3 separate regions of the Mus musculus genome follow, and all the other regions are linked to region 2. Evidence: chromatin loops called from intact Hi-C (ENCODE). Cell type or tissue: heart. All regions are shown on one strand. Region 1 holds the start of Map1lc3b (microtubule-associated protein 1 light chain 3 beta). Region 2 holds the start of Foxc2 (forkhead box C2). Region 3 holds the start of Gm42046 (a long non-coding RNA gene).

Evidence for each region. Hi-C counts contacts between places; a loop is a spot of excess contacts. Peaks named below come from ENCODE experiments on the same cell type or tissue, not always from the same donor. Only the 100,000 strongest peaks of a DNase experiment are listed, where the experiment ranks them.
Region 1: it touches region 2 in a loop (3-fold over the local background); 2 of 42 quality-filtered maps call a loop at or near these places.
Region 3: a loop joins it to region 2, with 3 times the contacts of the local background. A loop is called at or near these places in 2 of 42 quality-filtered maps.

What each region holds. Positions count from the first base shown.
Region 1 is chr8:121,589,992-121,592,491 of GRCm38, forward strand. It overlaps Map1lc3b (microtubule-associated protein 1 light chain 3 beta), which reads left to right and starts at 447. Exons shown (of 4, transcript NM_026160.5): 1 at 447-573. The coding sequence starts at 534. In heart, a CTCF peak has its summit at 1,521; DNase peaks (open chromatin) are centred at 410 and 1,520; H3K4me3 peaks cover 2,166 bases; H3K27ac peaks cover 1,601 bases.
Region 2 is chr8:121,114,759-121,117,258 of GRCm38, forward strand. Foxc2 (forkhead box C2) reads left to right here and starts at 1,413. Exons shown (of 1, transcript NM_013519.2): 1 at 1,413-2,500. The coding sequence starts at 1,857. In heart, a CTCF peak has its summit at 1,396 (motif pointing right); DNase peaks (open chromatin) are centred at 509, 1,363, 2,123 and 2,370; H3K4me3 peaks cover 2,500 bases; H3K27ac peaks cover 1,702 bases; H3K27me3 peaks cover 1,696 bases.
Region 3 is chr8:121,169,904-121,172,403 of GRCm38, forward strand. It overlaps Gm42046 (a long non-coding RNA gene), which reads left to right and starts at 2,421. Exons shown (of 3, transcript XR_879267.1): 1 at 2,421-2,500. RefSeq lists an enhancer at 200-1,236. In heart, a CTCF peak has its summit at 1,538 (motif pointing right); DNase peaks (open chromatin) are centred at 928 and 1,488; H3K4me3 peaks cover 420 bases; H3K27ac peaks cover 2,409 bases.

The DNA of each region.
Region 1 (2,500 bases), 480 kb after region 2:
TACTTGTGTTTATGGCAGCACAAGACTCGCAGGGGAAGAGCCACAAGATCAGATCCAACCATAAGTCTCCAGACGTCTCCATAATCGTAAAGATTTAGCAGGCAAGACCACAAGTCAGTTTTTTGTTATTTGGGTTGGGGGTGGGTAGAATTTAGGAATATCAAATACAGCGGCAAGGGAGCGGACATTGGACCACCAGCTGGATCATGCAAGGACTGAAGGGGAATGAAGTCTGCAGGACTCCATCGCACCAGCGCCCGACCCACGCAGACAGTTAACAGATGCTCGCCCAGCGTGTGCCCAGCGAGCGCCCAGCGTAGCTGGCGTAGGCGCAGGCGCATGGCTTGGGCGCGTGCACGCTTGCGCGCCGCCGAGCTTCCGCCACGCCTGTCATGGCCGCTCTCGGGGGCCGCCCTCGGCCCCACCCTCGGTGACGCGCCGCGAGTCACCTGACTCGGCTGCGGACTGAGACACACACAAGGGAAGTGATCGTCGCCGGAGTCAGATCGTCTGGCTCGGGACCCCCGCGCGCCATGCCGTCCGAGAAGACCTTCAAGCAGCGCCGGAGCTTTGGTGAGCCCCGCGGGCCCGGGGATGGGAGATCCGGGTGCCGGGAGCGCTGAATGCCCGGACGCCGGTGGTGTCTTGCGGGGCCGAGACCCGGCGGGGCCCGGAGCGACGCAGCCAGTGGGATATTGGTCTCGGGGGGGTTCGGTCTCCGGGGTAGCTCGGGTGCTCAGCGTCGCCTTGGCCGTCGGTCGCCGATGGGCTCGGCGTCCCCTGCGGGACTGGAGGCCCGACCCCGGTGGCGTAGGGTACCGCAGGCTCTGCGCGCTTGGCTGTGTCCTTCGTGGGCCCCAGGTCCGGGCGCCCCGCAAGCCTCGGAGCAGCACCCAGCCGCCTTTGCACCCGAAGTCGTCTTGGGCATATGTGTGTGTGTGGAGGGGGGGGTGGCCTTTGTCTCATAACGGAAACTTAACAGCTGTTTTGTTTTGTTTGCTTGTACTGATCTTAAGTTATTCTGGAACAGCCCTCAAGAAAGGAGTGTGGGTTGGGGAAAATGAGCCGTGCACAAACATTAGCTCTGACGCGGGTCCCCAGAGTGGCCGGGGGTAATCTCTCCGAAGCTCCATCTGGCTTGCGATTGTTTTTCTCTAGATTGCCTTCCCTCTCTCCCTAACCCAGCTATTCTGAAGAAAGCGCGGGCATCCGATTGCTGCGGCTTTCCTTTGCTTTTTGACTTTATTGGACCTAAACTGGTGGGCACTGACAGTTGAGAGGTTCCCCACACAGATGTTCAAAGCGGCCCCTTTGAGGAGGCCAGGACCGGTCTTGCTCCTTTCCAGTGAGTTTGGAGGGATTTAGGTTGGAGCTCTAGAGTTTCCACTATCCAGACTGCGGGAATGTTTACAAGGTGGATGGATTTAGGTAGGGCTCACCCCAAACCGACCCTTTGTAGCTGAAGCACCTGGGTGGGGCTTAGGGCGGTGAAGCTCAGGGTCCGCCTAGTGGCAGAGTCCCATTAGCTTTCTGTTATAAATTCTTACACTTCCAGTAAGCAGCGATCATCCCCAGTGCTGTAAGGAAGGAGACTGGCAGCCAGGAGGCCCGTGTAGGCTTGCAGATTCTTAGAAGGACGCGCCCAATTTCCCAAGTTTAGAACTGATCACGTGATTTCAGGCTTCTCAAGTGGTTCCACTGAGTTTTTCTGGGGTGATCCAGTGTTTGCTTCCCCACCCCCAAAACGGTCCTAAACTCCAGGTTACTGGGTGTGTATCCGCAGGAAAGCTTGTTTGCTCAGCCTAAATAAATAGCCCCGGGGAGAATTCCCATCCCTGTGAAGGCATTGCTGCTGCCAGGGGTGGTGATCCACGCCTTTAGTCCCAGCCTTGGAGATGATGCAGCGAGACCCTCCCTCTCAACTACACACCTAGGTGGCTTCAGTACAGGCTATTGGCCTCTGCACAGCTGTCTGCTTAAAAAGTGTCTCAGCTCTTGCAGGTTGCCTCCTAGTTCCCTGGCCCTACAGCCAGCCAGGGCTGGGCAGATCCTCTAGGCCTTCAGTTTGGACCCTTGTTTGCTTTAGTAAAGACAACTATTCCTGACTTTCCCTTTATAGTTGTGGTGGACCCTGCAAGTCTCCTCTTACCAGCTTTAACCATTTCTGCCCTTAGATCTCTGGCCCTGCTCCCATCTCAATGAAGGCAAGGGGTTTCTGCTGTCAGTGATTGGTTGGTTGATTTAAACAGGGTCTCATTGTGTGGCTCGGACTGGCCTTGAACTCAAGAGATCTTCACGTCTGTCCCCTGAATGCTGGGATTGAAGGTGTGCCATTGTGCCTGGCTGGCTGTTTGTTTCTTGAGACAGGGTTTCTCTATGTAGCCCTGATCAGGCTGGCCTCCAACTCCGATAGGGATCCGCCTTCAGTGCTGGGATTAAATAAAGGCATGTGCTACCACAGCCTGGCAAGTTTTGTTTGTGGCTCAAGCTGGCCTAGAGC
Region 2 (2,500 bases):
CTTCTTCCCTACCCAACCGGACCAACAACTTCCAGAAGGTTCTGCGAGGCATAGAGCCATTCCGTAGGGACATCTCGGTGCTTCTGAGGAAGCGGACCGAGCAGGGATCCGATGACGACTGGAGATGTTGAAGGAATAAATACCAGTCCACAAATAAACAAACTGTCCCCGGGATTCCTAGAGGGAAGGAGCACGCTTGAAGGTCGGGGAACTCCGAGTCGCTGTGCGTCAAGGTTGGCATAAAATTAAAAAAAAAAAAAGTCCTTCAGTTACCAGGCCCTCTAAGGAGCCCCTGGTCCTCAGCTCACCTTATCAAAACTCAGTAAAACAAACAGCCTGAAATACAGTCAATTTACAGGATCCCAAAGATGCTGACCGCGGAGTGGGACCCACGCCGGGCCCCGGCAACAGCTAGGGAAGCGGGTCCGAGGCTACACAGTGCCGCGCTCCTTTGCGTTTCCAGTGACGAAGCCGGCGATGGAGTGCAGGCTTGGAGCTCCCCACGCCGAACGGGGACACCAGCTCCCGGGGGCTGGCTGCCTTGTCCTAACCTCCAGACAGCGCTTTCATAGGTGGGGAGAAGGGAGAGGCCGGGATGGATGGCAGGGAAAGCTAGCCCTCGTCTATGCGGGAGAGGAGACCAGGAAAGCAACAGTTGGGTTCACGCGCTTCCCTGAACCCCACGAAATTGTTTGGAGGACTCAGATGGATCACCTAAGTAGCAGCGAAGACGAAGGACCAATGGTTCCTTAGGTGTTACCTTCCCAGTTTGGCATTCCCACTAAGCCTTCCCTCCCAGCCCGACCCCGTCGTGAAGGGGAGAGGAACCGAATTCTCCAACCCGGCCTCCTTTGTGGGCTCTTCCTCAACCTGGAAGCGTCCTGTGAATTATCCATCACTGCATTCAACAGGCCCTACACGCTCAGTCCGTTTGCTCTGAACCCATTACAACTAGGCCCCGATAATTAAGAAATCTAATTATTCGCCTCTTCATCCATTAATAATAATAAAAAAAAAATCTCCAGGCTCTTTCCTACTTACAAGGTCTTGGGGGCAAATCTCTGCCCAACTTCATCAATTCGATGTTATATTTCAAACTAAACTTCTTTTTATTTTCCAAAGGAACAGGGTTTTTAATTTTTGCTCTGGACACGTGGTCTCGTTAAACAAAATGTGATAATAAAATAAAATTTTATAAGATGTAACTCATTTTTAAAAGTCCTCAAGTTAACTTGAGCTGGGGGGGGGGGAGATCTGGCTAAGAGCATCTGGGTCTTAGAGCCGACGGATTCAGGCGCTCCTCGTTTTGATTGGTGCCATCCTTCTCGCAGCTGCCAGATGATTGGTGCAAACTTCCTGGAGGGGGCGCGGCCTGAAGAAAGTAAAAACTCGCTTTGAGCCAGAAGACTTTTGAAACTTTTCCCAATCCCTAAAAGGGACTTTGCTTCTTTTTCCGGGCTCGGCCGCGCAGCCTCTCCGGACCCTAGCTCGCTGACGCTGCGGGCTGCAGTTCTCCTGGCGGGGCCCCGAGAGCCGCTGTCTCCTTTTCTAGCACTCGGAAGGGCTGGTGTCGCTCCACGGTCGCGCGTGGCGTCTGTGCCGCCAGCTCAGGGCTGCCACCCGCCAAGCCGAGAGTGCGCGGCCAGCGGGGCCGCCTGCCGTGCACCCTTCAGGATGCCGATCCGCCCGGTCGGCTGAACCCGAGCGCCGGCGTCTTCCGCGCGTGGACCGCGAGGCTGCCCCGAGTCGGGGCTGCCTGCATCGCTCCGTCCCTTCCTGCTCTCCTGCTCCGGGCCTCGCTCGCCGCGGGCCGCAGTCGGTGCGCGCAGGCGGCGACCGGGCGTCTGGGACGCAGCATGCAGGCGCGTTACTCGGTATCGGACCCCAACGCCCTGGGAGTGGTACCCTATTTGAGTGAGCAAAACTACTACCGGGCGGCCGGCAGCTACGGCGGCATGGCCAGCCCCATGGGCGTCTACTCCGGCCACCCGGAGCAGTACGGCGCCGGCATGGGCCGCTCCTACGCGCCCTACCACCACCAGCCCGCGGCGCCCAAGGACCTGGTGAAGCCGCCCTACAGCTATATAGCGCTCATCACCATGGCGATCCAGAACGCGCCAGAGAAGAAGATCACTCTGAACGGCATCTACCAGTTCATCATGGACCGTTTCCCCTTCTACCGCGAGAACAAGCAGGGCTGGCAGAACAGCATCCGCCACAACCTGTCACTCAATGAGTGCTTCGTGAAAGTGCCGCGCGACGACAAGAAGCCGGGCAAGGGCAGCTACTGGACGCTCGACCCGGACTCCTACAACATGTTCGAGAATGGCAGCTTCCTGCGGCGGCGGCGGCGCTTCAAGAAGAAGGATGTGCCCAAGGACAAGGAGGAGCGGGCCCACCTCAAGGAGCCGCCCTCGACCACGGCCAAGGGCGCTCCGACAGGGACCCCGGTAGCTGACGGGCCCAAGGAGGCCGAGAAGAAAGTCGTGGTTAAGAGCGA
Region 3 (2,500 bases), 55 kb after region 2:
AGACACACATATACACATATACACAGACACACACAGATACACACATAGACACACATACACAGAGACACAGACACAAAAATACACACACACACACAGACATATACCCAGACACAGATATACACAAACACACACACACAGACACACACAGATACACATACACAGACATACACATACACACACCTCACATTTATAATTACTCCAGAGTCGATGCTTCCTTCCTCTCTGTCTTTTCTTTCCTAATTTTGGGGGAGGGGCAGGGAACGCGCCTCACAGTCCCAGCCAGTTAGCAGGTCCAGGACGTAGGAAACCATTTTCTAGTTTGGGACACATGAGCCCGGGAATTAGTGAGCATTCCAGGTCAATTAGGGAAACAGCTTGCAGTTTCCCCTAACTACTGCTGTCTGACGCACATCAAATGCAGAGCGTTGCTGTCCTATGTCAATGTCAGAGGTGAGGCCAGGCCCCTTGGTCTTGATTTCAGGCATGGCTGGCCTGCCCCACACATGCCCGGGACCAGGGGCAAAAAAACAACAGGCCTGTGTCCACAGCCCAGCAGCTCTTCCCCTGGCTCCCAGACCTCCTGCCCTACCCCAGGGGACTTGGAGACTAAAGGCTGGCTGCGTGCACGTAAGGAGACAGATAGTTGCAGTTCTCCTTCTGCCTTACTATTGGGCACAGACAGGTCACTCCTCAGAGAAGACAGAACTTTGTTTCAGCCAGAGGATGCCCTAAAACCGAGCTCCTTCCAGTGCTGCCAGGGAGAAGGAGAGCCTGCAGTACTTAACACCAACGTCAAACGTGTGACTCGCTTAGAAGTCTCCTTCCATAATGGCGATCCTGTGTCACCACCCCACCCCCACTTCCTGACACACTCAGTTCTGGCCAGATTATCTGCCATACAGTCAGACGCTCCGAAGACCTCACTTCCACACCCGCCTTATCCGACCTTCCACGGAGGGAAGCCTTTTGATTAAGCATCACTTCCTCCCGCTAGCCACTCCATCTCCACCCAGAAGTCCCAGAAGGTTATTAACTTCCACTTTCTAAAATGCTGATAAAATCCTGTAGACGTTTGAACCCTGTCCAGAGAGGGGAGCGGCCGTGGTGGATCGGGCTGTGCCCAGCACCCATCCCTGGGGCTCCGGGGGCTTGGTGGTCCTCTTTCGGCATGTGTTTCAGCCACGCACCATGAATGTGAGGTCATGGGATTATTCTACAGATATCCATCTGGCGGCCAGCTCTCCTATTCCTCTGTTGGGTGAGTGGCTGAAGTTTATCAAAGGACAGGGTGACTTTATCAAAGGACAGGGTGACTTAGTGGGGATTAAAACGAATCTTCTGGAAAGCCAGCACCAGACTGCGCATGCGTGTGGGGAGTGCGCAGATTCAGGCATTTCCCCTTCTTTTCAGGAGAGAGTGAGGCTGCTGCCAAGAGTAGGCAAAGGCCTGGCTGGCGCCAGGGGCAAGGGCAGCTGCTTTTGTTCGGAAAGAACTGTGTTCTTGGTTCTCCTTCCACAGGAGCCGGGTCACAGGAGTTCTGACCAGCAGGGAGCGCTGACCAAGACACCCTCCTGCAGTCTATGTCCACCCCCCTTGCTCTCTGCTCCCTGGGGATAGCTCTGCTGGTCCTGTCTCTACTGACATCCCATATGGCCACAGATCCTGCAGGCCTGGCAGTGGTCTTAGAGCTGTCTGCCTGTACTCCTGCTGAGATCACAGGGACTATACCACTCCCCTCTGGGACCTCTGAGTTCCGCCACTGCTCTGGGTTAGCAGCACCCCCCCACACACACACCCATCCCCAATAGTTTTCTCTGCAGCCATGAAATCCAGTGGATGGTGGGAAGGCGGCAGGTTCTAGAATGGAGGATCAGACCTTCACAGCTCTGAGCACAGAGTCAGGGCACAGACCCCAGTTCTCAATGCCTTTCTCGACAACGGGATCTTGGTAATTTCTCTGGTGAAGCTCATCTTCTGTGGCCCATGGCCCCTAGACAGAGAGCCTTCCTTGTCCCTCTCAGAGCATGGACTCTCCTGGGGGAGTGCCACCAACTCTCATCCTGTCCTACCTTGGACCAGATGAGATGTGGCAGGGACTTCCCAGCCTGAAGATCTCTGAGCCAGGACCCAGGAGGCCTCAGGACAGTAGGACAGCATCTCCACGGGATTCTGAGCATTTGGGTCACAACTTTGGCTCTGAAGGGACACTTGTAAGAGACAGCTGGCTGCAGACTCTAATCACCGAATCAAATGCATGGAAACGGAGCACCATTAAGCCCATGCTGTATCTGGGAATTGTTCCCTCCCCTCCTTTTTGAGATAGGGTCTCACTATGTAGCCATGGCTGGTCGGGAACCATCTAGATTGGGTTGACCTCAAACTCACAGAGATGGGCCAAACTGGCCTCCAGGGCTCAGAAGTGGGGGAACGGAGCCTCCAGCTCTGCTCCCACAGGCTGGGGCTTTGCAGTGGTGAGTGGTGACTCTTTTGGCCTCTTGTT